2 separate regions of the Homo sapiens genome follow, and region 2 is linked to region 1. Evidence: chromatin loops called from intact Hi-C (ENCODE). Cell type or tissue: GM12878. All regions are shown on one strand. Each heading gives the region's core, and the rest is flanking DNA. Links, peaks and the distances in the headings are about the cores only. Region 1 has its middle 79 kb from the start of KAZN. Region 2 overlaps KAZN (kazrin, periplakin interacting protein).

Evidence for each region. Hi-C counts contacts between places; a loop is a spot of excess contacts. Peaks named below come from ENCODE experiments on the same cell type or tissue, not always from the same donor. Only the 100,000 strongest peaks of a DNase experiment are listed, where the experiment ranks them.
Region 2: it touches region 1 in a loop (4-fold over the local background); 1 of 110 quality-filtered maps calls a loop at or near these places.

The regions. Positions count from the first base shown.
Region 1 is chr1:14,511,843-14,527,213 of GRCh38, reverse strand. It overlaps a transcript of KAZN not described here. Among named protein-coding and RNA genes, the nearest start is that of KAZN, 79 kb to the left of the region's middle. RefSeq lists enhancers at 4,100-4,189, 6,674-6,733, 7,034-7,143, 9,671-9,940, 9,088-10,287. In GM12878, for the core only: no CTCF peak of the experiment used is centred there; DNase peaks (open chromatin) are centred at 4,213, 6,513 and 9,883; H3K4me3 peaks cover 841 bases; H3K27ac peaks cover 6,034 bases.
Region 2 is chr1:14,732,574-14,747,944 of GRCh38, reverse strand. The region is part of intron 1 of KAZN (kazrin, periplakin interacting protein); the gene reads right to left. Among named protein-coding and RNA genes, the nearest start is that of KAZN, 140 kb to the right of the region's middle. RefSeq lists enhancers at 4,721-5,304, 5,305-5,889, 11,869-12,590, 12,591-13,312, 14,035-14,758 and 1 more. In GM12878, for the core only: no CTCF peak of the experiment used is centred there; DNase peaks (open chromatin) are centred at 5,484 and 8,324.

The DNA of each region.
Region 1 (15,371 bases), core at 3,073-11,072:
AATAGACTAAGACCGGAAGTCTTTAGATGACTCCAGGCCCAGCAGCAGTCTGACTACGACTTCATGAATGACCCCAAGTGAGGACCACCCAGATGAGCTTAAACAAGTCCAACTATGAGACATGATAATACATCGTTTTAATCCATTGAATTCGGGGATGTTTCTTATGCAATAATAGGTACTGGTCCACAAGCATTTTAGTTTATAATTTAATTAACTACCTATAAGAGGAGGATTGAATTTAGGCATAGGCAAATCAGATGCTATTGTCAGAAAGATGTTAGCAAGAACTCCGCACTATAACATCTCCTCTGGTGGCCTGTCCTGTTGCCCAAATTACACCAGGAGAGAATCGCTTCTGGGTGACAGGTGATCTCTTTCAAGATGGATACAAAAGGGGGACATTGAGCAGCGGGGGAGAACACCTCATGTTTAATGAAGTATCTGTACCTTACTATGAAGTGGTTTCTTGATGTATGAAAATGGTCCCAGGGGAATGAGGTTTTTGATATCCAGAGAGACGGTGCAAGGGATGTGTTTAAAAATATGGACCACTATGAAACTGGAAAATGGCTGAAGTCAAGAGCAGGGAGATAAGAATGAAGGAGGAACAAAAATATTCACTTACATCTTTGTCTATTTCAATTTGTCAATTTCAGCTATAGATGACCCGGAGGGTTCTTTGTTCTCAGCAAACTTTGTAGCTTACGTGGCTACTAAAATATTACTGATGATGCAGATGGATGGGGAAATGTTTTATTTCAAACCTCCGGGGCACTTGGCACATGGCTGTAACCCAGGTCTACGCATGTCACCTTGATCCTCTGATGCATGACTGGCTCTGAAACATGAATGGGCAACAAAGAGGCCCAAATATGGCTGCCCCAGACTCTGCTGCAAAGGGAGTCCTCTTTCACCCTTGTTCCCTTGGAGCAAATGGGAAATGATTGGCACATCTGCTCTTATGTAGAGGCAAAAATGTGTAAAATTAAAGAGTCAATCGTACCTACTTAGGAGAATTCCCTTTCTCTCTTGCTAAATGACAATGAGGAGGGCTTCAAAGCCAGGGAAGGGAAAAATGTGGGGGCATCCCAGGTTGAGACCCAGGTTTAGGAAATGGTATCATAAATGTTGATTTAGTAGAGTTGAAGTAGTACACTTAGTCATAATGACGACAATGCTGGTAGCGGAGATCCATTGAGGATTCCCTAGGTACCAGGCATCATCCCCCTAATTTATGAGCAAGTGGGGTTCTTTTGCTGTGAATAACACAGCTCTGAGATCCCAAGACCTTGGTTTAAATCCCAGGTATTCAGCTTCTTAGCTGAGATAGGAAAGTGACTCAAACTCTCTAAACCTGTTTCCCCATAGGATTGCACTGAGTATTAAAGAAATTCATGATTATCGAGAGCACTAACAGTAGCTAGCATAAATATTCATGCTATATATGCCATATTTTGATTCTTTATGGATTGAATTGACTTTTGTGGATTGATCTGGTAAGCCAAACAACATTTACAATCATTTTTTTTCCTATGGGAAATGCATTCTAAATTAAATATTGCAAACTGTGGCCCTTGGCCAAATCCAGCCTGTCACCTGTTTATGTATGGCTGGCAAGCTAAGAATAGTGTTTGCATTTTTAAATTGTTGAAAAAATCAAAAGGATCATAATATTGTTTGACATGCAAATGTTATATGAAATTCAAATTTCAGTGTGCATAAATAAAGTTTTATCGGAACACAAGCATGCTCATTTGTTTATGTGTTGTCTAAGTCTGCTTTTACTCTGCAACGGCCAGCTGAGTAGTTGCAACAGACACCTCATGGTTCAAAAGCCTCACACAGTAACTGGCCCTTTACAGAAAAAAGTTGGTAATTTATGTTCTACATGATAAAAAAGAAATTAATGCACAAACTACCTATTAGAGCACAGTTTGCATAATTGGCAAGCTAATTCTGTATGGCTGGCAAGCTAAGAATAGCTTGCTTACATTTGCACATTTGTACAATATGTACATTTACACTCTATTCTGTTACATACACATACATGCATGCATGCACATATTCAAACACACGTCCATACATATACATGGGACAACCCTGATACATATGTCCATGTGTCATCTGCTCTGAACCTGAGTGTCCTTCCTGGGTGAGCTGCTATCCAAAATCCATGCTGTCTTGCTGGCATCCTGCCCCACATGGGGTTTGGAGTAGATCACTGGTGTTAAATACATCTAGCCAAGGTGCAAATGTCTGGCTCTCTCCAGACCTTGCTGGGTCTCCAAAGAAATATATGAATATTTTGGCTTTTTCTTTATGGTAGATGATTTCTGTTTTCCTTATGGGCTTCCTTTGCTGGTGTTTTAAAGAACCTGTTCTCATCACGAAATCAGGCACAGGAACTATTTATCATACATATGAGAATCAACATGAATAAAACACCCCTTAGGTACTGTTCACATTTCTTTCAGCTTCTCACTCTTGAGCTGCTATTAAACTTTAATATACATGAAGTTTGCTGGGTTTTATGGAGTCGAACGGTGAAAGCACAGTCGTGGCAGACTGACATGCCTGGGGGGTTAAATTCATCCAGGTTGGCCATTAGATAATGAGCAAGTACCTTAATCACCATAAAATAGTGTTTAAAATATTGTTTATTTTTAAAAAATCAATTAGCGTCAAAGACCCTCAGAGTCAAAGAGAGCCTGGTGATAAATTGGTCTAATCTTTTGTTTTTAGAAATGAGACGGGGGAGTGGGCTTTCTCAAGGGCACAGGCTCCTTTGTGGAAAAGCTGGGTCTAGAATGTGGGTCATTGGCTCCAGACCCCTGACCCTGCCTCCATGCTTCCAGGATGTCACACAAACGCACACAAGTGACACACCTTCGTTGGGTGCGGTGGCTCATGCCTATAATCTCAGCACTTCGGGAGGCTGAGGCGAGTGGACCACTTGAGGTCAGGAGTTTGAGACCAGCCTGGCCAGCATGGTGAAACCCCGTCTCTACTAAAAATACAAAAATTACCCAGGCGTGGTGGTGCATGCCTGTAATCCCAGCTACTCGGGAGGCTGAAGCAGGAGAATCGCTTGAATCTGGGAGGCAGAGGTTGCAGTGAGCCGAGCTCACACCACTGTACTCCAGCCCAGGTGACAGAACAAGACTCTGTCTCATAAAAACAAAACAAAACAAAACAAAACAAAACAAAACAAAACAAAACGAGTGACACGCCTTTAAGCCACGTGGATATACGCTTTCAAAACAACACCTCGCTCTCCCTTAGCTATTCAATTTGACTGACATATGTGGCATTTTTATTCCATCTCATGTGTCTCTGCCATGTCTGTAAGCCCCCTTGAGCCCCTTCCTCAACATCATGGTCTCTGAGCCTTCCTGTGGCCACCAGCACATTCTGTGCAGCCCCAGGACCACATGGGAGGCTCATGGCCATTAGCTTCATGTACCATCGGATCAACCAGACCATGCTTCTTCCTGCTGTCACCTGCGTGGGAACACTGAAGAGGAAGTAAGGGATTCAGAAGGCAGCTGGAATGTACAAAGAAATATTGGCTTGGGAATGGAACTAGGAGAGAAAGTGAAGGAAGTGCTGGGATTCACTAGAGGGCTGCTGGTGATGGAGCAGCAAAAAAGCTGGGGAAGTGTCCCTCGTGGTAATTATTCATGACTTTGTGACATTTGCAGGGATGGGACACATTTGTATCTATTTGGGCATTGCTTTTCTTTATTTCCGCCCTTTCCATGTCTCTGGTAGGCCACAAGCTCCGAGCTGGGAGGCTCCAGGCAGGGTGGAGAGTTGGAGCTGCCCACTGGACAGCTCCCTTTCTGGCCTTGGTTTGCCAAAGCTTACAATCACAGAGGTGGATGGGTTTGGTGGAGAGGGAGCAACTCTGGGAGGGACATGAAGAGCGAGAGAATCTTTGAAGAAAAGTTTATTGCCCTGGACTGGGAGCCAAAAAGTATTCTGACAGCTAGGGGAGGCAGCACCCTGCTCTCTGGCCAGGCTCAGGGGGTTGGTGAGGATGCCAGTGGGGAAGGGTGAGGTGCCTCCCAGCCTCACCAAGATCCTGAAGCCTCCATGCCTGGTGTGGAAGCCGCAGCCTCAACCTGGAGGGACCAGTAGACTAGGACGATGAGTGTCTCCATGGCAACCAGTGTGGCCTAGTGACTCATAGCTCGTACATGCTGGGGAGTTGGGGGAATTACAGGCGGACAGGGAGCCCTCCCAGCACCTTGGTGCTAGAGAAAGACCCTCTGGGTGGGAACAGGGGCACCCAGAGAATCAATGAGGTGGAATTTCCTGCCTACCTGTTGGCATGGAGTAGTCACGATTGAAATTAAGCTGCTTGGAAGAAAATACAAAGATCTGATACTTGTCCCACGCCTGAGTTTATGACCTGTGATTCATTCATTCCTTCTACATCTGAAACACACACAAAAGATCTATATTTTCTCCGATGAGTTATACAACACATGTTAAGTATCCCGGTAATTGCAGATGCATTATCTATTGTGTTGCTGTAGGTACTGTCTGTATTCTACTGCTGGTGCCAGAGGATGGGCAGTCCACGTCAACACCCATTTGCATTTGTTCTTTTCTCGGGCTTTTTATTAAAGTCAGGCTTTAAAACAACACCCAGAATCATTGCATAATCCAAGAGACCAAATTGTACACATCACAGATGATGACGTGATTTGCAGGAAACCTTTTGGAAGAGCTGGCTCCTTGATAACTGTAATTGTTAGGCTCAGGATCAAATTAGGAGAGCAGAGGCAGCTGCACCAAGAAGCTGTATCTGTTCAAATCTCCCAAGCAAGCCTAGCTGTCACCATAAAGAGCAAACTTTTGCAGGCAACAAGACAAATCACATGTAGGTCTCAGAGGGTTTCTTCCTCTGAAGATGGGAGGCAGAACATATTTCTCTTTAAGTTAGGTCAGTTACAGGCATCTCACTGGGGAGAACGAAGACATTATACAGCCGTGCCTATGCCAGGAGAGAGAAGCAGAAAATTATATCTTACTTAATCAAGTTGATCTGGGAGCAGAAAAGCTCATTGGCAAAAGGCAGGGGACTTCTATGCAAGCAGGAGTGTGAGTGGCTTTCCTTTTTCTAATGTGTCTATGAAATTTGGTGGAGAGGGCCTGTGTAAAAGATTAGGAATAACAGAGCTCAATGTACATTCCCTAACACACATTTGGATGTATATTAGTAATCTCAAAAGTTCACATTCTTTCAAATTTAGCCACAGTACTCACTGAAATGTGCTGATGTCTCCGAAAATGAATTTTTTCCTATGGTGCACTTTTATCCACTTAAAAAATGTGATTTTTTGGTGTACATTTGCCAAAAATAATCAGTTCTGACCCAAACCATGATGTGGTAACTTGACCCCTAACTCAAGGTCGACTCAAGCTTAATCCTCAGTAACCACACTTCCTCCCTTTCCCCAGTTTTCAAAGAAAAGAGACGATTCTAAAACAGGATGAGGGCAACCCAAGGGCCCAGGCTGGTCTTTTACGGACTGTAGGCGGTTCTCAGTTCGCAGGTCTCAGTTCAAAGCCAGTTGCTTTGCTGGTTTCTTCCTTGAGTTGTTTCATGGCATCGGCCATGGTTCATGATTTCATGCAAAAGGTTCAATTAAAGATAGGCCAGAGCTTCAAAAAGCAAGGGCTTTTTCAATTTCTCAGCATTACAGGGTTCACATTTCACAGAAAGGCCTGGCCTGATTTAATCCTGAGTTCATAAAGCCGAAATTTACCTTTTTCTGTTTTTATCAGAAATTTTCACTTTGGCTCTGGAAGGTGGACACACATGAGCCATTTGGACAGCAGACCCAATTCTGAAGGGTTGGAGGGGCATAAATGCAGTGAGGGCGACATTTCTGTTTAAATATCACATTGGGCACACTGAGTGAAAAGAGATTTGGCTCAAGTGGTTATGGTGCCTCTTTAAATGTCAGAGTCCCTGCTGACTGGCGTTTTGGGGGCATCATCAGACCCCTGCCCCCAAGCCTGATCTTTATTTGCATTTCTCCTTACGTTGGCTGCACCCCTCCCTCAGCATCTGCCTGTAACACCCTGTGGCACATAGGACATCCATTACTCATAAGCTCATCTGGATTTTGTCTATTGGCTCTTCCAAGAGTGGGGAGTACTCGGATGGTTACTTTCTCTTCCTTTTCCCTCTGGATCATGCCACTGCATGCCTCTCCCTGCTCTGGCCTCTCATGGGCCTTCTTCCCAATAGAACAATGCCTTAGGGGAACCTGCCCTGCCCAGGGAATGGAGCTGGATGGATGAACAGTTTGCTGCAGGTGCTGGGATTATTCTGCTCCTTTGGTTCAGCTCTTTCATTTTTTAGTTGAGTCCGGTGAATCAGATGTTAAAACAAAACCATCTTTGGTTTAGTGCAAAAGAATTAAGGTTTGGGGGGAGTTTGGGAGGATGATCACAGGCTATTAATGGTTCAGTTCAGTTTCAGTCTCTGCCCAAACAGATACCAGGGAAATTCCCAGAGGTGGCTGCTTCCAGAGGCGAACCTTAGCAAAGCTGTGCTGAGCTCTTGCCTGGGCTCCTCAGAGCCTCTGCCCCCATCACCTAGTTATGCTCTTGCTTGGGCAGGAAGTCAGAGGAGCTCTCTTGGTTGTCCCATGAGCCACTGCTTTTTATGGAGATGGGCATTGGATTAGTGTGTGTGTTTTCATCTGCTATCTCCCCTCTTCCTGCTTTCTAGGTGCCTGGCATGCACAATTGTCCCCCAGGCTCCTGCAGCTTCAGTGCCTGTTTCTCTCTCATTCACATGGTGACCCCAACCCCTGTTCCTGCTTGCTACGTCTATCATGGCACCCCATGCCCACCCTTCTCGGGAGGTCTGTCTCCTCCATTGGGCTGTGGCCACCGGAGGAGAGAAATCCTGTGGCCATGTGTGGTCATTTCAGTTTCTTTGTTTCCAGCTTGGCCACACCCAATGGATCATAGGGTTGTATAAATGAAATGTCTGTGATTATGAACAAGTGCCAGGACTGGACACCACTGGGCCTTGTGTCATCCATGAGCCATACTGGCCTCATTTCCTGAAGATCTCTCTCTCCATCTTGACTTTTGTCTACAGGCTGTATATGTGACTGCTATGTGCTCCTTGGCCCCAATTATAAGGCGTCTTCTTGCCACCACCTATGGCACGATCTGTGCAATGGCAGGAAACACATGTGTGACAGATGCCTGGGCTCGTGGGAAGCATCCACAGCTCCCACACCATCATGGGGCCCTCTGGGTGCCTGAGGACACTCTATGTTCTGACTTCATGCTTGGCACAGGGAACCCTGTGAGGCCAACCCAGGCCTATCCACTTCTAGCTCAGACATTTCTCCTGCTGCTGGGTCATGCCAGACACATGGGACTCTGGGGATCCTCCTGCATCTCTCAGGTCATCCATGGGCTGGAATCCCCCAAAGTCTCTTGGGGTAATGCAGGGTCCAGGGTGCTCTGGCATCCACATTTTCTCTGTTTTCCCTCTTACTCTCTTTTCTTCCCTCCAGATGGGAGGATATTCACCACTTATGCTTTCATATCTCTCTCGTGCCCTGGCCTAGGCTTTAGAAACTCAAAAGTGGACTTTCTTTCTCCCAGGTCAGCTCTCTCCAAAGGCAATCTGTGCCACTGGGGGTAAGAAAAACTGGGAGAGGGGAAGAGCCTCAACTGAGGGAGGATACCCACGAGGGTAGTATCTGCCGCTCAGCACCCTCACTGTCCCTGACATGTATGCTGCTCTTGGCTGCTTTTCTCAGACAAGTCCTTTCTTTGTTTCTTTGCCTCTTCTCTTCTGCAACTTCTTCCTGTTTCTGGATTCTGCCCAAAGAACTGGCCTCGGAGGCCATCTAAAGCAAAGCAGAGGGTTGCTTTCTTTGCAAACTACAAAACTGCAGCTCAGTCCTGTGCCTTGGGCCCTCCTCTCCTTGCCTGTAGGGTCCATTTCAAGCTGTGTAGTCAGGGGCTATTTCTTTGATTCCAGAAACTTTTTGTTTTTATTATTTAAATTTTTTTTTAAAAATTTCCAATTATTTTAGAATCATAGGCAGTCCATGCTGAATGGGACTCAGGGACAGATTATTTCTAAACTCCGCTTCCCTTACTCCCTTCCTACCCCTCACCTATGGCTAAGGAAATGGTGGCCCAAAGAAGGCAAAATACTTGCCTCATTATTCAGGGTCCCTAGAGCAACAGGATCTCCGAAGTTGGGTCCCCATGCAGATGAAACTTGCCTTCCATCCCTGCTTCTAGCATTTTCAGATCTAGCACATTCCAATAAAAGCATCAGATTTGGCTCTCAAAATATTAACTACTAGCAATTATTGAGCACCTACGTGCTTGGCACTGTGCACAGCTCTCAAAATATAGTATCTATGTTGATTCTCCTAATAGCCTTGTATTTTCACCATCTTGCTGATGAGAAAATGGAGGCTTGATGGAGGACACACAGTGTGGTAGTGCTGGAGCCTGGACGGGAAGCCGGGCTGTTTGATGTCAGGGCAGGAGCTCCTACGAGCACTGTCACACAGCTCAACAGCAATGGGAAGGCTGTATTCATCAGCCCAAATATTGTAGATGAAGCGACGAGAGCAGATCATCTCTTCCTTGGCAAATTCATCACCTGGGACTCTAATCAGCTGACATTCCTAATGCTTTCTTACTTTTTCTTTAAAAATGATTTCAAACAGGCTGGGTGCAGTGGCTCATGTCTATAATCCCAACACTTTGGGAGGCTGAGGCGGGCGGATAACCTAAGGTCAGGAGTTGGAGACCAGCCTGGCCAACATGGCGAAATCCTGTCTCTACTAAAAGTACAAAAATTAGCTGGGCGTGGTGGTGCGCATTTGTAGTCCCAGCTACTCAGGGGGCTGAGGCAGGAGAATCGCTTGAACCTGGGAGATGGAGGTTGCAGTGGAGATTGTGCCACTGCACTCCAGCCTGGGTGGCACAGCGAGACTCTGCCCAAAAAAAAAAAAAAAAAAAAAGCCTTCAAAAAGACTCCAGTTACCAAGCATGGCTCTCTGATAATGACAGAGACTAACTACCCCATTTAACGTGAAAGGCCAGAGCAAATAAGTGGCTTGTTCAAGGTCCTGTAGCCAGTCAGTGGCAGACCTTGGGCTTGAACCCAGAACTCCAATCCCAAAAATGAGTGTAAAACACCCATCACTCATTCTGAAACAGACAGTAGGTGCTTGGCAATGTTAGCTTCATTTCCTGTACTCTATTTCCTTCTCATTGTTCCCAGGGGCTGAGCACACACTTACAGCTAAAATGGCTTATATTCTTCTGCTTTGTTTTATGGCAATGAGAAAATGTGGAGCCATCCATCCACTTCACTGCTGTTGAAAAATAATAACTGGATGATGTTCCTCTTGGCAGCTGTGTGGACCTGGTATTTAAGCAGCATCCTGTTCCAAAGAACTGCCCTTTAAAAAGAGATTAGGATTGCACATCCACTGTGTATGAGCTGGAAGATAAACAAATGTTCTTTTCTACCCAAATATTTCCAGCTTTTGCTCTAAGGTGTTTCTCATGATTGTAGCCCGACTTGTTGTCTGTGCAGGACTGGAAGAGCTTAAGCTCATGCTGTGAGTCACAAATGGCGCTAAGGCATGTGTTCCAGGCTTCTTATTGTCAGTTTGATTTCTGCATTAACCTTTTGGTTGGAAATGACTCAAACTGAGTAAGTTAGAACAAGGGATTTTTACTGGCTCACAAATTGGAAAGTCCAGGGGCAGATTTAGCTTCGGGTGTGGCTGGATCAAGGGGCTCTGATGTCATTCCCTGCTCTCTCTCATGATTTTTCTGCCCTCCTTTTCTCTGTGTTGGCTTTACTTTCTAATAGGCTCTCCCTCTTGGTGGTAAGATGATCACCAGCATCAGCAGCAACTTGCTTACATTCTACGAGCTTCACGATTCCCACAGAAAAAGAGAACTCTGTTTCCTAACACTTTGCATAAACTCATAGACTTGAGTCTCATAGCCTGGCATGGGTCACACGGTCATCTCTGAGCCAATCACTGTGGCCAAGGTAATGGAAAACACTGGTTGGCCAGGTGTAGGTATTATGCCTCTCTCTGTCTCTTTGCATCCAAGGGGTTGGGTCAGTTCACCTAAACCACTGTGACCTGCCAGTGAGAAGAGATGGTTCCCTAAAGTAAGAGCAATGTTTTATATCAGAAAACTAGTAAATGGGTACCTGGCAGGCAAAACAACCACCACTACAATGAGATTCTTTACTTCTAGGAGAACACAGATGATTTAAAACACACATTTTGTTGACTGCCTTTTCTTACCGAGAAAGTCTATGTGCAGAAATTGAAGGTGATAGAAAAGAAGAAGAAGGCTGGTTCTTGTTAGAGAAATGGAGCTGTGGATGGGAAAAGGACAGGAACCAATAGGTAAGGACTGATTTATTTTTCCCCCTTTGGAAATAGGAAGGGAGATGGCATGGTGCCTGCCCTCAAGGAGCTGACAGTTGGGAACAGAGTCAGAGCTTCAAACATACAAGACAAATACCTTGATACAATAAAATGACTCCAACATCAGTCACTCATTCATTGACCCTTGACTCAGTAAATATTTGTTAAGAGTCTGTTGTTTCTCGCAGAAGAGAACTCTGCTTCCTAACACTTTGCATAAACTCATAGACTTGAGTCTCATTAGCCTGACGTGGGTCATGTGCTCATCTCTGAGCCAATCACTGTGGTCAAGGGCATGGAAATGCTGGTTGACCAGGCCTAGGTCTTGTTCCTCTCTCTACATCCAAGGGCTTGGGTCAGTTCACCTAAACCACTCTGATCTGCCGGTGAGAAGAGATGCTGCTGATGCTGTTGATCATCTTACCACCACGAGGGAGAGCCTGTTAGAGAGTAAAGCCAACACAGAGAAAAGGAGGGCAGAGAGATCATGAGAGAGAGCAGGGAATGACATCAGAGCTGGTTATTTTGCTCTGTAACCTGCTCTAACCTTCAGCACCATCAAAGAAGCAGACAGAAAGACTAAATCCTGCTGTTTTTCAGTTAATTTACGTTCGACTTGCTGCTCAAGCGAAACACCTGAGAATTCAGACCAGAACACAGTTTCTAGAACCTGGTTGGCCAGGCAGTTGGAGTACCATCTTACTAATTTACTATTTTTCTGTTAAAAGAAAAATCTCCTGTTTAGGCCCTAGTGATACAGGAGTAAAGAAGGAGTAAAGAAGGCACACAGGATTTTGTGGTCTCATGGAGCTTACGTGAGACCATGCTGGGTCTAGGATTTCTTTTTAGTTGGGAGAAATGCAAAATAAGCAAGGGACCCAATGCATGAACAGAAGCATTTCCAGGAGAAGTAAGAACCATTTGAGCCATGAAGAAAACCAAGCAGACTGATAGGTTATAAAACGGCTGGTGGTGGAAGGGAGAGCCCTTTGGTCAAGCAGTCACAAAGACTTGGTGAGGTGGTAGTGGCTAAGACTTGAGAAAAAACAGCAATGAAGGTCTCATGGGGACAAGGGCTCCAGGGAAAGCCCCTAAGGCAGCCCCTAAACAGGGTGTGGCTGAGGACCAGAAAGGAGGTTAGTGGCCTGGAGCTCAGTGAGTGAGGCCGGGATGGTAGAACAGGAGAAGGATGGAGGGGAGGCAGAAGCCAGCTCCTGCATTGAAGATTCTGCTGCTTCCGGGTTTCCCAAGTGCTTTGTTTATGGGCCTGTGTGGTTCCCACATACGGTGGGACTGACAGCCGCTTCCATGTCATGAACATGCCCTGCTCCCATCCCTCCTGCTGCATTCACACTGCCTCGCAAGTATCAGGCATTCAGTGATTGTTTCCTACAGCGATTGGATTGGAATCCCAGTTATGCCATTTTCTAGCTGAGGAACATTGGACAAGTTGCTTAAATTCACGGTCCTCTCACTTGAAAATAGGATAATCTGGGTGTGTCGGGGGCTTTAAGGATTAAGCAAGATCATGTAGGAGAGAGTTGATAGCACAAGGTCATTAAATGTTCATTTTCCTGATTTCATTGGTAAGAGAGAGAATTATGACCTAGTGTCAGGTGGATTTAGGGAAAAATCTGTCTTCTAATTTTTGTCCATTCTAGAAGAACTGGGTACATGGGGACAAAGGTTTGGAAATGGAGCACAGTGTGAAATAAAAAGGATAAAAAGAGTAAGATGATCATAGAGGAATGGGATACTCTATGTGAATGATGACATCAGCAAAAGTCCCAGCCACTGTTTCTTTAGCTCACACTGTGAGCCACGGACTTTGCTAGGTCTTTAGCATATGTCATCTGACTTCATCCATCAACACAAAACAGTGTCCTGTATGGAACAACAATTGTATCAGGTGCATTGGTTTATTAGTTCCATTTTATGAATGAGGTTCAGGAAGGGGGCTCAGGAAGTTGAAGTCATTTGTCAAGACCGTATAACTAGTGGGTGGTTGACCCTGTATTTTTAACCATTATGCTACCTGACTCCCTTGGTGGAATTACTAATACAGGCACAGATTCTTGCTATACTTTTGCAATTTGAGATATATATATATATATATATATATATATATATATATATATATATAAAATATAAAAAAATATATAAAATATATAGAAAATATATATTTCATATATTATATATAAAATATATCTAAAATATATATTTCATATATTATATATTTTACATATATAAATATTTATATAAAATATTTATATAAAATATATATAATATATATATTTTGCAATTATATATATTATATATATATTTATATATTATATATATAAATATATATAATATATATATATTATATATATAAATATATATATAATATATATAAATATATATATAAATTTTTTGAGACAGAGTCTTGCTCTGTCACCCAGGCTGGAGTGCAGTGGCGCGATCTCAGCTTACTGCAAGCTCCGCCTCCCGGGTTCACGCCATTCTCCTGCCTCAGCCTCCCGAGTAGCTGGGACCATAGGCGCCTGCCACCACACCTGGCTAATTTTTTTGTATTTTTTTTTAGTAGAGACGGGGTTTCACTGTGTTAGCCAGGGTGGTCTCGATCTCCTGACATCGTGATCCACCTGCCTCGGCCTCCCAAAGTGCTGGGATTACAGACGTGAGCCACCACGCCCGGCCTAAAAAATATTTTTTTTCGGCTCAGCTGGTGCTTATGCCTCAAAAACTCAAATGTCCCTGACTTCAAATGGTTAAATATGTAGTATCTTTAAATGAGAAAATTAATGATATTGAATCTCAGAAATTTTTTTTTTAGAAATTAAAGACACCTCTAAGAATGATCTTCTAATTGTAGCAACCTGCTACATTAATGCGGAAAAACTCATTTACAATTCAGCTGTTAAATGACAAACCATTACCACCATTTTTATTGCTGTATATTCCCCTAACAAATTTATTATGTAATTACCCTCCATAACAGCAGCATTTTAGGATGTAAAGTTGAAATAAGGTCCCAATTTTAAAATGCTTACTATGATATGTTTTCAACATCTAGTCTGTATAAAATATCCGGCATTTAGGGCATGTTTTCTCTTTTGTTAATCAGAGCTCAAGAGACAGGTTTGCAATTCTTCTATTTCATGAATCTGATTCTCTTTGGCCCTCTGCTGTACCTTAGAAAGACGGAAAAAACTAGACCTAGAGATTCCCCGTTCTTTAGCTTGGCAATTCATTAGTCAGAAACACTCGTACACATAACACAAGCTTGTTGGGTTTTGTGATTGAGGATTATGAAAATGGCTGCTATTCCCAGCCACCCAGTGAGCCTGGGCCCAGGTTTAAACAGAAGTCTATCAACAAAAGAATGGGGATTTATCGGTAACTTGAGCAATTTCTCTCTGATGCTGCTTCTGACTGTGGGAGTCGGAGAAACCTCCCAAAGGCTGGAGGAGAGGGACCGGCTAACACAGAGGCTTAAGACAATAAGTTATACCACGCCTGAAGGAGAAGCCGGTTTGCCCTAATATCCTTTTCCTAAAGGCAGAAGAAATTGGACATGATTCTAAGGAAAAGGGCCAAAGGGAGTGTGCCTGGAGACATCCCCAAGCAGGCCAGCTTTCCCAAGGCTGTGGATAATGAGCTGGGGAAACCAAACTAGAAAGAGATCTTTTATAAGCAATCTCAATCATATGTGATATTTTGGAACCCTTTTTGTTACTTGGGCTGATGAGGAAAACAACCTGGTAAGGGAATGCACTCTAAACTTGCCTGCTTTTCAGACCCGAGAAAGAGAGGGACGCTACTTCTCTCAGCAGGAGAAGAGCCGGCCTGATCGTCCAAGGAAGGTGTCATCGGAAGAGGACCGTCCTGGTTGTCAGATCTGAATAAACCTGTACCTCTCTGCAAATACTGCCATGAATAGGAATGAGAAAATCTGCTCTTTGACTTTATCTCCATCTTAATTTCGCTCATAAACCCAGCAGGGTGGAATCTGGGCATAGAATGTGCCAGTGGGTGTCGGAACAGCAGCCGGCAGGCTGTGTTCTAGTGACCCCGGCGAACTGTGTGACCTTGGGGATGGGCCTTAGCTTTTCTGGGGCTTTATTTTCCTGCCTGTGAAATTAGGGAATTGGAGCTAGTTGGTGCTTTCTTGAGTCAGTAGATTTGCTAATAGGCTAATGTCCTGAATCTACCCATGCAGCCTAATTCAGTGGTTCTCAACTAGGGTTGGGGTGGGGGTGGGGGGGCTCTGCGCCACCCAGGGGACATTCGTCAACATTTGTAGACATTTTTGTTTGTCACAGTGGGCGGTGAGTGCTGCTGGCATCCCGTGGGTAGAGGCCAGGGGTGCTGCCAAACATCCTACAATGACATCCTACAATGCGCCCCACAACAAAGAATGATCCAGCCCCAAATATCAATAGTGCTAAGGTGGAGAAACTTTGCCCTCAACTACCAATTAGACATAAATTCACATCGTCCCTCCAAATTAACATGCGGCCACAGGAGATGTCCTGGACAAACTCCTTTCTCCTGACCCGCGAACACACAAATCATCCTAAGTGCTGTGGTCTACTGTGGATTCCTAGGGAGAAAGATACTCTATGAATCTCGTAGCATCTGAGAAGAAAGCTGGATGTCAACATGCATTTGTGCCAGTAGGGAAAACAGCAGCGTGCCCTCCACATTTTCTCCAGAAGAATTCCATCCTGACCTCCCTTTCCACCCCCTGAAAAATTCTTCCATGGCCTCCTCCAGCCGTGTGAGTTATGCATAGTGGATAAGCAGCTTTGTTTCAGTCTTTAGAATGCTGATGTTTAAACTAATGCGTTTATTTATGTTGAATGCAGCTTTCCACCCAGAACATTCTGAATT
Region 2 (15,371 bases), core at 4,664-12,663, 220 kb before region 1:
AATTCTCAAAACAGAAATGTTGTCACTGGAGCAAATATAAGCCGAATACCACTTCATGTCCATTAGGGTGGCAACCGGTGTTGGCGGGGATGTAGTGACATCAGAACCCTTATGCATTGCTGGTGAGAATGTGCAATGGTGCAGCCGCTGTGGAAAACACTGTGAAAATTTCTCAAAAAGTTAAATATAGAATTATCATGTGACCCAGCAGTTCCACTCCTGAGTATATAACCAAAAGAATTGAAAACAGGGACTCAAACTGATACTTGTATTTAATGTTCATAACAGCATTATTCACAACAGCCAAAAGGTGGAAACTACGCAAATGCTTATTGATGGATGAATGGATTTTAAAATGTGATACGGGCCAGGTGCAGTGGCTTGCGCCTATAATCCCTGCACTTTGGGAGGCCCAGATGGGTGGATCACTTGAGGTCAGAAGTTCAAGACCAGCCTGCTGGCCAACATGGTGAAACCCCGTCTCTATTGAAAATAGAAAAACTAGGCAGGCATGGTGGTGCATGCCTGTAGTCCCAGTTATTTGGGAGGCTGAGGAAGGAGGATCATTTGAGCCTGGGAGGTGGAAGTTGTAGTGAGCTGAAAGCGTGTCACTGCACTCCAGCCTGGGCAATGGGAGATAAACCCTGTCTCAAAAATAAATAAATAAATAAATAAAATAAAAATAAAAATGTGATATCTATCTATCTATGTATCCATCTAACTATCTACATACACATACACACCACAATGGAATATTATTCAGTCTTCAAAAGGAAAGAAAGGTAACTCTGAACATGCTACCGCACTGATGAATCTTGAGGACAATATGTTACGTGAAAGAAGTCAGATACAAGATACTATATGATTCTGCTTATACGGGGTACTTAGAATAGGCAAGCTCATAGAGCCAGAAGGTAGAATAGAAACTACCAGAGGCTGGGGGGACAAGGGATGGGGAGTTACTGTTTAATGGATACAGTTTTCATTTGGGAAGATGAGAAGTAGATAGTGGTAATGGTTGTACAATACTCTATTGAAAGCTACTGGACTGTAGACTTAAAAATGATTAAAAGGGTAAATTGTATGTTATATGTATTTTGCCACCAACATATAAAATAACTGAAAAGGAAATCATTTACAGCAGTGACATCTCTAGACGACTACTTTGACCTTGTTCTGGTACAGAGACTCATGGCACCCCACTTTCCACTGACTAAAACCCACACCCCATATTTTGACACTCAAGGACCTGCAAGAGCTGCTTTCCTCACCATCTCCCTCTCCACCCTCCCTCCCTGACCCCAGCTCCCCAACTCCAGCTTCTCCCTGGAATGCCTCCCCTCTGCTTGTCAATGGCCTCTGGATACTTCCAGTGCCACTTCCTCTGAGAAGCCTTCCCGGATCATCTGGCCTGCAGGAAAGTCTAAGTTTGCCCTGAACTCCTATGAGACTTGGTGCTAGCCATGTTGTCTGTTTCTCGGTGTTTGAAGTAATTGTCTGCCAGTGACCTCTCCCTCAAGAAACCTGCAGCAGAGACTGAGTCCTCCGCACTTTTAATCCTTCCAAAATACTTGCTCTTGTTATTGAGTGGTGGAGAAGAGGCCACTCAGTAACATGTTAAATAAGTAAATACATGGCTCTGTGGTCTTCGCCACTCCAGAAACTCCACCTGCATTTTTGAGGAAAGATGACGAACTTGGTAGGGGAATCAAGAGAACACCATCTATCCTTAGTGACTGTAAAGCTGGAGTGTCACTAATGGGTCACAAAGTGACTGCATTCACAGAACACATGCCCATCACGAAAGCTGTGGGTGATTTTGAACTGGGATAACTTAATTTAAGGTGGACATAAATGGCATTTAAAAACCCAACCAGTTAAAGTTCATGATAAATCATATTGCACAATGAATGTGATTTTTCTTTCAAAGCCAGCTTCTGTTATATTTTATTTCTGCTGAGTCATAAATTCCATGAGAGCAAGAGACCACCAATTTACCCCGGGGATGCCAAGTGCCCAGCAGAACGGTTCGCCCAGAACAGTCTTTTGAAAGCCCACTCGTGACAAATGAAAACTGTCCCCAACAGAAAATATAGCAGTGCCAAATCAAGACGATAGTAACATCAGCCAAATATTTATCCTGAGGGTTAAAGGAAACAGTGTCTAAGACTGCATTTGTCTAAACGAAGCTCCGGATGGATCAGTCGTTGATCTTATTAGCGGTAATAATTCTAGTGATGATTAAGATCTCTTCCCCACTCTTCCACCATATTTAACCACTGTTTTCCCCCAACCAACCTAACAACATTAGAGAAATGAACCCATGCCAAGTGTATAGCCCCGAGAAGCAGTGGGTCCCCAATGCTGAGCACTCTGCCATACCAAGCACTCACTCAATGGCGAGATTTAAAAAGCCTCCTTTCAGTTTTATTATGACTATTAGTAACTGTTAATTAGAGTGTTGTAGGAGCAGCAATCACTTCCCCCCATTCTCACGGTGCTAATTACTCTTGGCTTTGCAACCAGCAGAGAAAAAAGGCCCACGATTGTGCCAGGGGATTCTTTATTTACCTTCTTGTACTATCATTCCTATCTATTTTGAGCTGCGTACCATTTAAAAACAGTTGCAGAGAAGCCCTTTTGTTAAAGAAAGCATGTGATTTTCCTTTTTTTTTTTTTTTTCCTTTTTTTCTTTTAATGATAAACGCCCCATTCACATTGCCAGGCTGCAGATCGGTCTTGGCGCTGTATACTCCCAGGTCCAGGGCACTGGGATGGTGCTGGGTGCTGGCCTGCAGGGCACTGTCCAGATCAGGATCTGTCTGGATTTTTGGCCAGACCTTTTGGTTAGGTCATAAGGCGATTCAATGGTCCTAGCAAGACTTCCTTTCATCTATATCATCTCCTGCCACTTGAACTTCAAGGTCTATCTGTAGTAAGTTACCACTGCCCATGGGTAGCTCCAGGCTCAGGCGGTTCTGGGTCAGCTGCAGGATCACTGCTGCAAGGAGCCAGGGCAGTGATGACCTTGGGGACAGGTAGTGACTTGGAGGGGTCACAGGTGCCTCCGGGTGCTGGTGATATTCCTCTTTTGCTTGATGTCAGTGCTGCTTGCTTGAGTTTGGTCCCTGTGAAAATCCTTCTAGTTATTTACTTATGAACTATGGACTTTGCTGGATGCATGTTACACTTTTTTAAAGAATTGTTTTTATTTTTAAAGAGACTGGGTTACCCAGGCTGGAATACAGTGTCATAATCACAGCTCACTGCAGCCTCGAACTCCTGGGCTCAAGTGATCTTCCTGCCTCAGCCTCCCGAGTAGCTGGGACTACAGGCACATGCCACCATACCTGGCTAATTTTTTATTTTTATTTTGTGTAGAGTACCAGGATCTTGCTATGTTGCCCAGGCTGGTTTTGAACTCCTAGCCTCAAGTGACTGTCCTACCTCAGCCTCCCAAATTGCTGGGATTACAGGCGTGAGCCATCACACCTGGCCTGTTACACTTAAATAATTAAAAAACAAAAAAACAAAAACAAAACAAAAAAAACTACCACCATCAGGGATTAGCCATGTGATTCTGGACAGGCCACCTAACCTCACTGGACCTTGATTCCCTTCTCTGTAAAATGGGGCCAATAGTTCCTACCTTACAGAGTTGCAGTCAAGACTAAATAAGATAATACTGAGTAAGATACTCAGCCAGTGCATGGAAAACACATAAAGCATCTCTGTAGCCATTATTAATGCTGCTAGTGTTATTAATAATGTGTGCAAATGGCCAGGTTAATGATGCCCACACATAAGGAACCATTCAGGGCACTGGTGATGGCCATGATAAAGCCAGCCTTGACCGTCTCCCCTCAACAAGCAATGTTCTGTCATTGGAGTGGCTCCTAGTTTCTCTTGATAGCCTGTACAGTAGCCAAGAGTGGTTTTTGTCCGTCCAGCTTGCATTTTCCTCTTTTCCAGGTACCAGAGTCTTGGTTTTGCTTCAGGAAACCTCATTCTTGGTGTCTGCAGTTGAGGTAAGATTGATCCCCTCTGTTCCATGGATGGGCCCCTGTCTCCACTGGGATAATCAGCATTTTCCAATCTCTTGGCCATAAGCGACCTGAGATCAACTCCAGGACTCTTGTTGGAGCTGTCAGGAAAGCGGCTCCCTCCCACCACTGCCAACGCTAAATAAAGTGGTTCAAGACAGCAGGGAGTAGTGGAGGGTGAGGAGGACCCCACCAGACAATCTGCTGGGAACCAAAGCAACTTGGGGGACAACAGATCTGAGACCCGAGGAGAGGGAGAGATTCTGGCCACTGCTGGGTCTCCCAAATGCCAGCGATGACCTATATGACTCATCATGTCTGGGAACCAATGAAGGGTTCATTTTGTTTCTTTTTGCTTAAGCCAATTTAGAAAGCACTGGGGCTTCTATCAAAGAAGTCCTCAGTCTCACTGTTGCAGTGACCAATTAATGAATAATTAATATCTGCATTGTATGTACTTTTTTTTTTTTTTGAGACAGAGTCTCGCTCAGTCCCCCAGGCTAGAGTGCAGTGGCGCGATCTCAGCTCACTGTAACCTCCGCCTCCCAGGTTCAAGTGATTCTCCTGCCTCAGCCTCCAGAGTAGCTGGGATTACAGGCACGTGTCACCACGCCCGGCTAATATTTGTATTTTTAGTTGAGACAGTTTCACCATGTTGGCCAGGCTGGTCTCGAACTCCTGACCTCAAGTGATCCTCCCACCTCAGCCTCCCAAAGTGCTGGGATTACAGGCATGAGCCACCACACCTGAACCTACTATGGACCTCTCTGATCCTGACCCCCATGGAACTCTCCCTACTCCTGGCCTCTTCATGCCTGCGACGCACCACTCTGGCCCACACACAGTGCAGCTCAGCTCTTCCTCCCATATTTCAAATCCACCAAAGCAAAGATCTCAAAGGCGGCACATCTTATGGGTCTATTCACTGGTGAGTGCAGGAGCATCTGTTTGACCAGACTCACTACCAGGTGCCAAGTGCAGTTACAGAGAGGAGGAAGTCTCCGTCTCTGAGCCGTGGGTGCTTGTACAATCCAGGCAGGCAAGACACACACTGAACCCTGGTGACTCCAGGGTCACTTCTACATCCCTGGCTCCTGCCACCATGGCTGTCCACAGGACAGGCTCAGCAAATGGGTTTTGAACTGTGCTCAACAGCTAAGACAGAAAGTGACAAAGCAATTCAAAAGCAAGAGTGTTTGCATCTTGCCAGATGGGGTGATTCAAAGAAACATCATTGGAGCTGACACTTCTTGGGAGTTTTGGTAGGCAGGGATATCACAACAAGCGAGAAAAAGCACAGGGAGAGAAACCTCCAGGCTTATTGTCCCAAGACTGCAGCACAGAGAGGCGAGATTGGTTATTGCTGGCGGATGAACTGACTCATTGGTTTTTTTTTCATTCGCTCATTCCTTCATTCATTCAAGCACGTACGCAAGAATGCACTTAGTTAATCCAACAAGTATTTATTCAGTGCCTGAGTCATCTCTGGCATATGGTAGTTGCTCAATGAATGAATAAGCTTCTATTTTGTGCCTGCTGTGCTCTTAAGTGGGAGGGACACATTCATGAATAACACAGACCTAGGCAGAGTCCTTGCCATCACAAAGCCTGCAATCTAGCAGCTTCTTCACAAATATTTATTCAGTGCCTACTATGAGCCAGGCCCTCTTCTAGATGCTGGGAACAGGCAGTGAACAGGACGGACAAGGTCACTGCTTTCCTGGAGCTGACATTATAGCAGTTGGAGAGGACCCCACTCACAGTTCCTCCTTTCGTTTGTTCTGTTCATCCAAAGTTGGAGGGAAGTGCTGTCCACACTGGGACAATTCCAAAGGGGGAGGAATCTTTGCTTGGGGATGGTTCTATTTTTCTGTATAGCCATTTCATAGTATCAAGAAGGTGAATGTGGCTTCCCACAAGGAAAATCCTAAACAAAACAAAAAACAACCCAAAAAAAAACAACCACAAGAGAGAAGCAACATTGAATTGGTTAACAGAAAGGGAATATTTGGATTCTGGCTCAAACATCAAGGTTGAGATGCATTTCAGGGCCCCTCATCAGTTTCTCATAAAACATGCCACCAGAATGGAATTTTATCAGAGTTTGCTATTGTTTAATATGCCTTGAAAGAGTTTTTGTCTTCAAGGGGCCATTCTGGAAAGCTGACACTTGAGTGGGGAGTGAGAACCTCTTGGCTATGAAGCTCAGCAGGTCTTGAAACCCCGGGGGGAAGTGCCCCTTCTCCCTCCCTCTCCTTTTCAGTTCAGCAAGTAGCTCAGCCTCATGTAAGAGAAAAATAAAAAGATACTAGTTCAATCAAAGTAAAACTGTCACACGCTATCCTGACCTTTTCAATATGTAAATAGTTGTGCTCTCAAATTTCAGGACCTGATGGGAGATTCTGACAGACATTCCCTTCCAGGAGGCCCAAGAGAAGAGGCTGGAACTGTTAGAACTCTAAAAGCCAACAAACCCAAGAAAAAAACTGTAGGTCTCTGGGTCTCCACATGCCCATGGGATTTGCCTGAGCTGAGGCAACCATAGCCACCTGTGCCACCAGCTGCCCCCTCCTCTAGCATCCTCATGCCCGACATTGAGCAACTGTGTGCTTCAGGCATGGTGCTGGGTGCTGGGGAGGCAAAGATGGTCAAGATAGAGTTCCTCTTCTGGATTATGTCACAGGGGAGAAAGACAAGTCCATTTATTCATGCACGCATTTAAAAGTGAAGCACCAATCATATTCAGGCCTCGGATGCAGAGCAAATAAACGACCCGCTCCAGCAACTTGGGACAAGTGCTTGGTCAGCACACAGGACCTCCATGGTAGCACAAGGGAGAGAGTGAGGGCATGATCCTGCCCCAGCTGCCTGGAGGCTGCACCCCCAGAGAAGCATGTTCAAAGCACAGAGCTCCTTCCCACTCCCCTCCAGGTCTGTGAACAGAGGGCAGGACCTGCCACCCCCACAGGCACCATGGAGGGAAAGTGTCTGTCATTCCCCAGGAAACGATAAAACTGAATTTCCAAATGCCCTGTTATTCCTACAGTTAGTAATTGGAATCCCCAAAGCCCAGCAAAGGTGGAATCTTTCCTGTTTGGGGGCTGGCAAGAAGGAGGGCTAAAGGAATTCCAGGCAAAGGAAGGAGAATGAACAAAGAGCAAGAAATCAAGAGACCCTCTTGATCCCAGGAATGGCCCAAGGTGCAGCTCAGAATCACAGCAGTAGAAACCTGAGATGGGAGTGCGGGCGGCCAGAGCGGGAGAGGTCTGTGGGGCTCAAACCACGCCAAGGAGACAGGAGCTATAGAGGGATTTAAAGAAGGAGAACCATACAATGTAATTCATTTTTTTGGGGGGGCGGAGGCAGAGGATAGGATGGAATTGGGGTGGGCGAGACTTTTAGCAAGGCAGCAGTTGGCAGCTGTCATAATCCAGAGAAGAGAAGTGGGCACATATAATAGTGAAGAGGAGACAAGGACCAAAGGTGCTAAAGGAAAAAGCATCATAGTTTGTGCATGGGACTGGATGTCAGGATGACATTTGACTGGAAGTCAAATTCCACTCCCTCCACCAAGTTTTCTCTGCATCGGTTTAGAGGCGTCCTGCCCAGAAACACAGCCTGTGCATCTGGGATTGCAGCTCCCCGCACAGCACGGTGTCTCTGGAGCTCTTACGTGTCATACCACGGTTGGTTCCCTGAGCTCCAGGGATGTCTAAGCCACAGCTGCCTGTGGAGGGACCAATTTGCCTCCTAGGGGCTGCAGGGTATTTGCCACAGCCCCAGCACACACTCGGCTTGGGTCTGATCCACAAAAACCCCGCTTTGCAAGGCAGATGGTCCCTTGTTGACTGCAGATGTATCCAGGTGCCTCCTAGAAAGGAAAGGACTCCTTCTTTCCCCCGTTCTCAACTGCTCAGCAAATGCCCCAATAAACCAGAGCCAAAAGGATTCAGGGTGACATTTCCCACTGAAGAATTGCTCTGAATCACGAAAATAATTCTCCTTTCTGCTTGTAGAAATCCCAGAGCAGATACAAACCCTCCTGAAGGGTGCAGATGAATTCCTCGCAGGCTCTCTGTTTGCACGTGGGCAGACAGATCAACATTTTTTTATTCTAAGTGAGGAAATTCGAAGCTTTCCACTTTTTTTGAATCCGTCATTCCTTTGGCTGGGCTGACTTGACCCGTTACCACAGTTAGTTCTCCAGTTTGAACTTCAAACAATACAAAAAAAAAAGGGGAAGTTGGTGGTGTGAAGACTTCTCGTCATGTGAAACGTCTTGAAAGCGTCCTCAAGTGAGAAAATGACATCCCTCCCTTCATCAGCCTAGCCTGAGAATGGTTCCTTAGAATTTCCCCACCCGGCCAAGGGGAGGAAACACTTGAGCTTATGAAGGAGTTTTGGGCATCAAAGGGCTTTTAGGAGGTGCGAAGTTATCACACGAACAGGAGGATTTTCCCCCACAGGAATGGAAATCCACCACAGGACACTGCCCGTCTCTTGCTTGTACTTCCGATGCCAGCACCTAATAAAGCTGGGGTATGGGGTAGCAGCCAGAGGCCATCCACTCCAATAGCTTCTCACTTCACACAGTCCCGGATTTAAAATTTGGCTTGACAATGGAAACCATTTGTGACTTAAATCTGCATATCTGGCACAGCATCGATTAAAAAGAACATGGCTTTTAACGCTAGATGGGCTTAGTGTTTTGTTTGTTTTGTTTTGAGACAAAGTCTCACTCTGTTGCCCATGCTGGAGTGCCGTGGTGCAATCATAGCTCACTGCAACCTCAACTCTTGGGCTCAAGTGATCCCCCTACCTCAGCCTCCTGAGGACTCCTGGGACCACAGGTGTATACCACCATGCCCAACTAATTTTTATTTTTATTTTTAATAGAGATGAGGTTTCACTAGGTTGCCCAGGTTGGTCTTGAATCCATGGCCCCAAGCAATCCTCCTGCCTTGGCCTCCCACCGTGCTGGGATTACAGACATGAGCCATTGCACTTGACCAGACGGGTCTAGTTTTCAACTCAGACTCTGCCCTCTACTTGCTGTGTGGCCTTCAGCAAGTTGCTTAACCTCTCTGAGGTTCAGTTTCCTGTCCTGTAAAATGTGAATCGTCATCCTCACTTCACGGGGATTTTTTTAACGAAAAAAATCCAGTACATAAACCTCTTTGATGGAAGAATGAGCCTTCATACGTGAAGGACCTTGTACACAGTTCCCGGGGCCTCAGTAACGCTCTAAACATTACCTGCCTGGACTTACCTCTCTTCTCCTGAAGCTCATTAGAAGTGCATAAAGTCTGAGCTCAATCAACTCCGGTGGTCAGAAAGCCAGGAGAAGCCTCTTTGCCTCCCTGAATGAACAGCCACAGGTTTATGATTTATTTGCTGATTAATTGGATGCTTGGAGACAATTCCATTTCAATTACCTTATTGGCATGACGAGATATACAAGGGCTGCCAATGTCAATACATTAAGACTGAGTGTGCTGGAGCAGCAGCCAGGGTTCAGGGCACTGCTGTGTCATCTGCGCCACGGTGCACAAAGGCAGCTTCAAAAGCATTTCAGCATGATCGCTTCCCTCTCTCCGCTCCTGGGGAGAGAAGGATCCTGCACACCACAGGCAAATCATGCTGAAATTGAGGTGGTGCCTTTGGGACTCCCATCCCATCACAGTCTTGGGATTCTCTAGCTGAGATCTACTAGAGCCTGTGGAAGCAAGAATGGTCATTTATCACATGGAGCTGGGTGCATGGTGTGGGGCCCAAGGGAGAAAGGGTAGCCCCTGCCACTCGAGTACCAGAAACCAGAAATTGTGCTGGACTGAAGGGCAGTAGGTAGAATTCTAAACCCCCAAGATTTCCTCTCCTGGTGTACCCACTTTGAGTGCATGCAGAACCTGTGAATGTGATGGGATTTCGCTTCTATTCTTACATTACCACTGTTGACTTTGAGCTCTTTATTTAAAAAAAGCATCCAGGTGGGCCTGACCTAATCAGGTGAGTCCTTAAAAGAGCCGGGGCCCTGCCTAGGAGATTGGCAGCCCAAGAGCTGATGGAGAGGCCCATGTGTCAAGGAACTGCAGGCAGCCTCCAGGAACTTAGAGCAGCACCTGGCAAACAGCCATCAAGAGAACAGTGGCCTCAGTCTTACAGCTGCAAAGAACAGATTTCCATCAATAACCACATGAGCTCGAAAGAGGACCTGGAGTTACAGAAGAAATGCAGCTCAGCCAGCACCTGATTTCTGCCCCGTGAGTCCCTGAGCAGAGAGCCCAGTTCAGCCATGGCCAGACTTCTGAACTCCAGAAGCTGCGAGGTAATACGTGTCTGTCCTCATAAGCTGCCCAGTGTGCAGTAACTGGTTACACAGCAGTTGATAACAGATGCACAAAGTGACTGCATCACTGTTCTCCCAACCCCTCTCCCCTTAGAGCCTTGTGGTTTCTGTGCCTGCTTCTCCCTGTATATCTGCTTTTCTGCTCTTTTCCTGGAAGCTGGATCTCTTTACTTCTCTGTGCATACCGTGGAGGATCCCTGAATGGATCCACCCATTCGAAAACCATCTGCTGAGTGGCAAATTCTACACTCAGGCTTGTTCTCAGGTCTTCTCTGACCACAGGTCCCATCTGATCACTCCTGCACCATCCGCCTCCTTGCATGTTGGAGCACCCTGAGGCTTCAGGGTCTCCGTGCGTGCCTTCCCCAGAGATCCACACTGCTCTCGTTGATCTCCTTCACATCTCTGCTCAAATGTTACCTCCTCAGTGAGGCTGGCCCTGATCTCCCAACTTAAAGTTGTCACATTTGCTCCCAGCAGCCTCCCTCCCTGCAATATTCCCTCTTGCCACCTTCCTGCCTACTCTTCAAGGTGTGCAATGCACTTACGTCCTTATTGATCTCGATCGCCGATCTCTTTCATAAGAAAGTCGGCTCTCTCAGGTCAAGGATTTTGGTCTGTTTTGTTCTCTATATCCTCAGCCCTTAGAACAGCACCTGGCATACAGCTGGTGCTCAAGAGAGACTTGTTGAATGAATGAATGAATGAATGAAGTGGGAGCTATGGCAATGTCTCTTCAGATTCTGTAGCCAGAATCTATTCTGGATAATGCACTTCAGATGATTTGAGTGAATATACTATTCCTTCACCCTTGCACATCCTGGGCTGAACAATGATTTCTTCTTTATTTTTATAGAACTGTCTTAGCCAGTGTTTCTTAAAGTGTGGTCAGGGGACCAACTGCAGCAAAACCATCTGGGGACCCTGTTAAAAATGTACACCCTTGGCCGAGAGTGGTGGCTCACGCCTGTAATCCCAGCACTTTGGGAGGCTGAGGCAGGTGGATCACCTGAGGTGAGGAGTTCGAGATCAGCCTGACCAACACGATGAAACCTTGTCTCTACTAAAAAAAAAAAAAAAAAAAAAAAAATTAGCTGGGTGTGGTGGCACATGCCTGTAATCCTAGCTACTTGGGAGGCTGAGGCAGGAGAATAGCTTGAACCTGGGAGGCAGAGGTTGCAGTGAGCCGAGATCACGCCATTGAATTCTAGCCTGGGCAACAAGAGCAAAACTCCGTCTCAAAAAAAAAAAATATACACACACACACACACACACACACACACACACACACACACACACACCCTTGAGTCCCACATGAGCCCCAACAGGCCAGGGGCCCAGGAACCTATATTTTTAAAAAGTACCCCCTTCCCATTTTTAGCCACATGGAAGTTTGAGAATACAGATGTACAGGAAACACACTCCTTTTCTTCTCTCTGGAGGCTGTGGGGAACTTCTGTTTTTCACCTGGCCTCATCCACCGGAGGTAATAAAACTAACAATGGCTGACTGCAGGTGGACCGACGGCCTGTCTTATCTCTAGGGTGCATTTCCACCAGATGTCCCATAACACTTATTTGTTGGAGGTAACTCATCTTCCTGCGGGGGCTCCACATTCCCCCCAAAGCTTTTATTCTTCTATGGCCACAGGTGGAGATTGTCACCAACCTCAAGCTCAAGCCTGAAACTTACAAATCACAAAGGCTCTGGGGATTAAGTGGCTATTTAGCAGCAAGTTCCTTTTACAACTTACCAAACCCAGGGCCAGGGACGGCGCTTCTTGGACTATCGTGGACATTTCTCCTTTGCCGTGCAAGAGTGGCTATTACCCGGCATGCCGCTTTGGAAATCTGGAACAGGTCGGGAGAGTAATGGAAACTGGCCGGTAAGTAGCTTGTGTGTCTCCTGCTGCTTCTCACGGCAGCCTCGCTGATGTTTGGGTATATGGATCTCAGCGTGGGGGGCTGCCATGTGAAAACGGCCGTTAGGTGTGTGGGGTTTAGCACATTCTCTCTGAGCCTGGCTACCAGCGAGGCTTTGACACTCAGGCTTTGTGTATGGGGGTGGTTTCGGGGTCCAGCCTAAACACCCAAGGTGGCTGGAAACCAGGGCAGGGCTGCCTGGAAGAAGAAGGAGATCCTATACCTCTTTTGTGTTCCCTTCAAGAATAAACGTGTCTTTGAAAACAACAGCACGGGCCGGGCGCGGTGGCTCACGCCTGTAATCCCAGCACTTTGGGAGGCCGAGGCGGGCGGATCACGAGGTCAGGAGATCGAGACCATCCTGGCTAACACGGTGAAACCCCGTCTCTACTAAAAATACAAAAAAATTAGCCGGGCATGGTGGCGGGTGCCTGTAGTCCCAGCTGCTCCTGAGGCTGAGGCAGGAGAATGGAGTGAACCCGGGAGGCGGAGCTCGCAGTGAGCCGAGATAGCGCCACTACAGTCCGGCCTGGGCGAAAGAGCGAGACTCCGTCTCAAAACAAAACAAAAAAAACCAGCATGACCATTTAGCATCCTGTGCTCCCCAAAACCAAGACGCACATCCTCGTACAAGGCACACCTACTGCCTCCTGAATGTTTCTTGCCCCAGGAATTTTACAACCTACACAGAGATTGGAAAGCCCAACGGGACTATGGGGAGGCATGGTAAAAGGAGGCGGAACTAAAAGTGCTCCTCAAACCTCAGACAGTGAGATGCTTGGGACACGCAGTCTGGTCTGTTCCATGAAGGAGACTGGTGTGCCCTGGAAGCCTCACATTACACACAAGAAAAGTTATCACGGTGGGCTTGCATGAACCAGGCAAGGCCTGTGTACTTTACATGTCATGTACATGCCATGTCACATATAACACGATGAGATCAGCCTTTGCTAGTCAAAGTGTGGACTCTGGACCAGCAGCATCCGCATCACAGGGGACCATGTTAGAGAAACACAGACTCAACCGGGTGTGGTGGCTTAGGCCTGTAATCCCAGCACTTTGGGAGGCCAAGGCGGGTGTATCACCTGAGGTCGGGAGTTCAAGACCAGCCTGACCAACATGGAGAAACCCCGTCTCTACTAAAAATAATAATTAAAAAAAAATTAGTCGAGCGTGGTGGTGCATGCCTGCAATCCCAGCTACTTAGGAAGCTGAGGCAGGAGAATCACTTGAACCCGGGAAGCGGAGGTTGCAGTCAACCGATGGTGCCATTGCACTCCTGGGCAACAAGAGCAAAACTCTGTCTCAAAAAAAAAAAAAAAAAAGAAAAGAAAAAAGAAAAACACAGACTCTCTGGCCCCACCCCAGACCTGCTGAGTCCTAATCTGCAGTCTATCCAGATCCCGGAGTGCTTCAGGCGCACTGTACAGTTTGAGAAACACTGAGTTAGGTGCTACTTTATCCTCATTCCACGGGTGAGGAGAAAGTAGCTGGGGCAGGCTCGAGGGCTTAGTAAGCACTGGAACTCAGATACTTCCAAGACCAAAGTTCCTTGGACTGTGATTCCCACTGCTCACCCGGCAGGAGGGAACCCCTGAGTTGAACCTGTTAGGCGTAGATATCCAGATGAAGGGCATCCTGGGCAGAGGGAAGGGCCGAAGCCAGGGCAGGAGCTGTGCGCAGCCCTATGGTGTGCCGGGAACCGACAGCAGTCTGGACTGGCTGGGGCGTGGGCTGCAGATTGGGCAAGGAGGGAGATCCCATCTGGAGAGGCTGATCGGGGGGCCAAACCCCAGAGAATAAAAGTGGAGTTTCCTCTTCAAAAATGTAGCTCCCAAACAGCTCGCAGGTGGTTCAGATGCGAGAAACCTGTGCCTTAGCAAGGTTAAGGCACTAAGGTTAAGGTTACTAAGCAGAGCTTTGATGACTCAGACACATCCAGGAAGCTGCTATGACCCCCGAGTCCCCACGCTGAACATCAAAGGGGCCCTGGGAGAACCGGGGGCCTCCAACACTTGAACTGCTCCTTGTATGGAAACTTCCAGAACTCCCCCACTCCCCGAAAGAGAGGTCATCCGGACACCTCCCAGGAAGCATCTCTGCCCGACTCTGAAGGCTCCAGGAGGTCCCACCCTACGGCACGAGGCTGCACTGCCACGGTCATTAATTCAACTATTGCTGAAGTGTTGCAGCGGCGGTGGCTGCTGGAAAATTTGCAAATCAATATTGCACGGCGGGTGGGGCAACGGGAAAGAACTTCTCTGTTCCCATTTCATCAACTTCAAACTCTGGGTTGTGTATTTGAAATAAATGCCATTTCCTCTTCACCAGCTAAGTTTCTCTGGGACTTGTCCTGACTTGCTTTCATGGTAACTCCAAGCACAGGCTGCCGGGAACATGCGAGAATTCTGCAATCACTCAGACTGCTTAATTACCAAGCCTGGGGCAGTGGGCGGAAAGTCCCTCTGTCAGAAAGTCTGGGGCTGAAATCAGAGCTGATCCGCTTTGCAGCCACAGATCCCCGAGAAACACTCAGCGCACTTGTCTTCTAAGAAAGTGGTTGCTCATGTCTGAACCACCCAGGGAGCTGTTTGGAGCTACATTTTTGAATTTCTTCCCAAATCTCATGCAGCAAACTCTTCTGCTTGCTCCGTGAACATAGGGGAAGGAGGGAAGATGTGCTTCCATTTCCCTGTTCATTCAGAAAATACCTATCGGTTAAAGGAGTTTGAAACGAACACTGAGTCACTGAGTGTGCCACAGGGCAGGTGTCCTGATATTTTCTCAGTTTATGGCACTCTTAGAGTCTCAGTAATTTTTCTCATGGCACCGTAGGGCCAAAAGAAATCCCTAACCACTTCGTTTACTAAATAGGTAGGGCCAAACAACTTACTAAGTATTTATGTTCTAACATTGTAATAGCCAGTTGAAAAAATAATACATATATGTTGAAAGAAAAAAAATAAGTTTCATTTTGTTCTTTTCCTTTTGTTTTGAGACAGAGTCTTGCTCTGTCACCCAGGCTGGAGTGTAGTGGTGCAATCTTGGCTCGCTGCAACC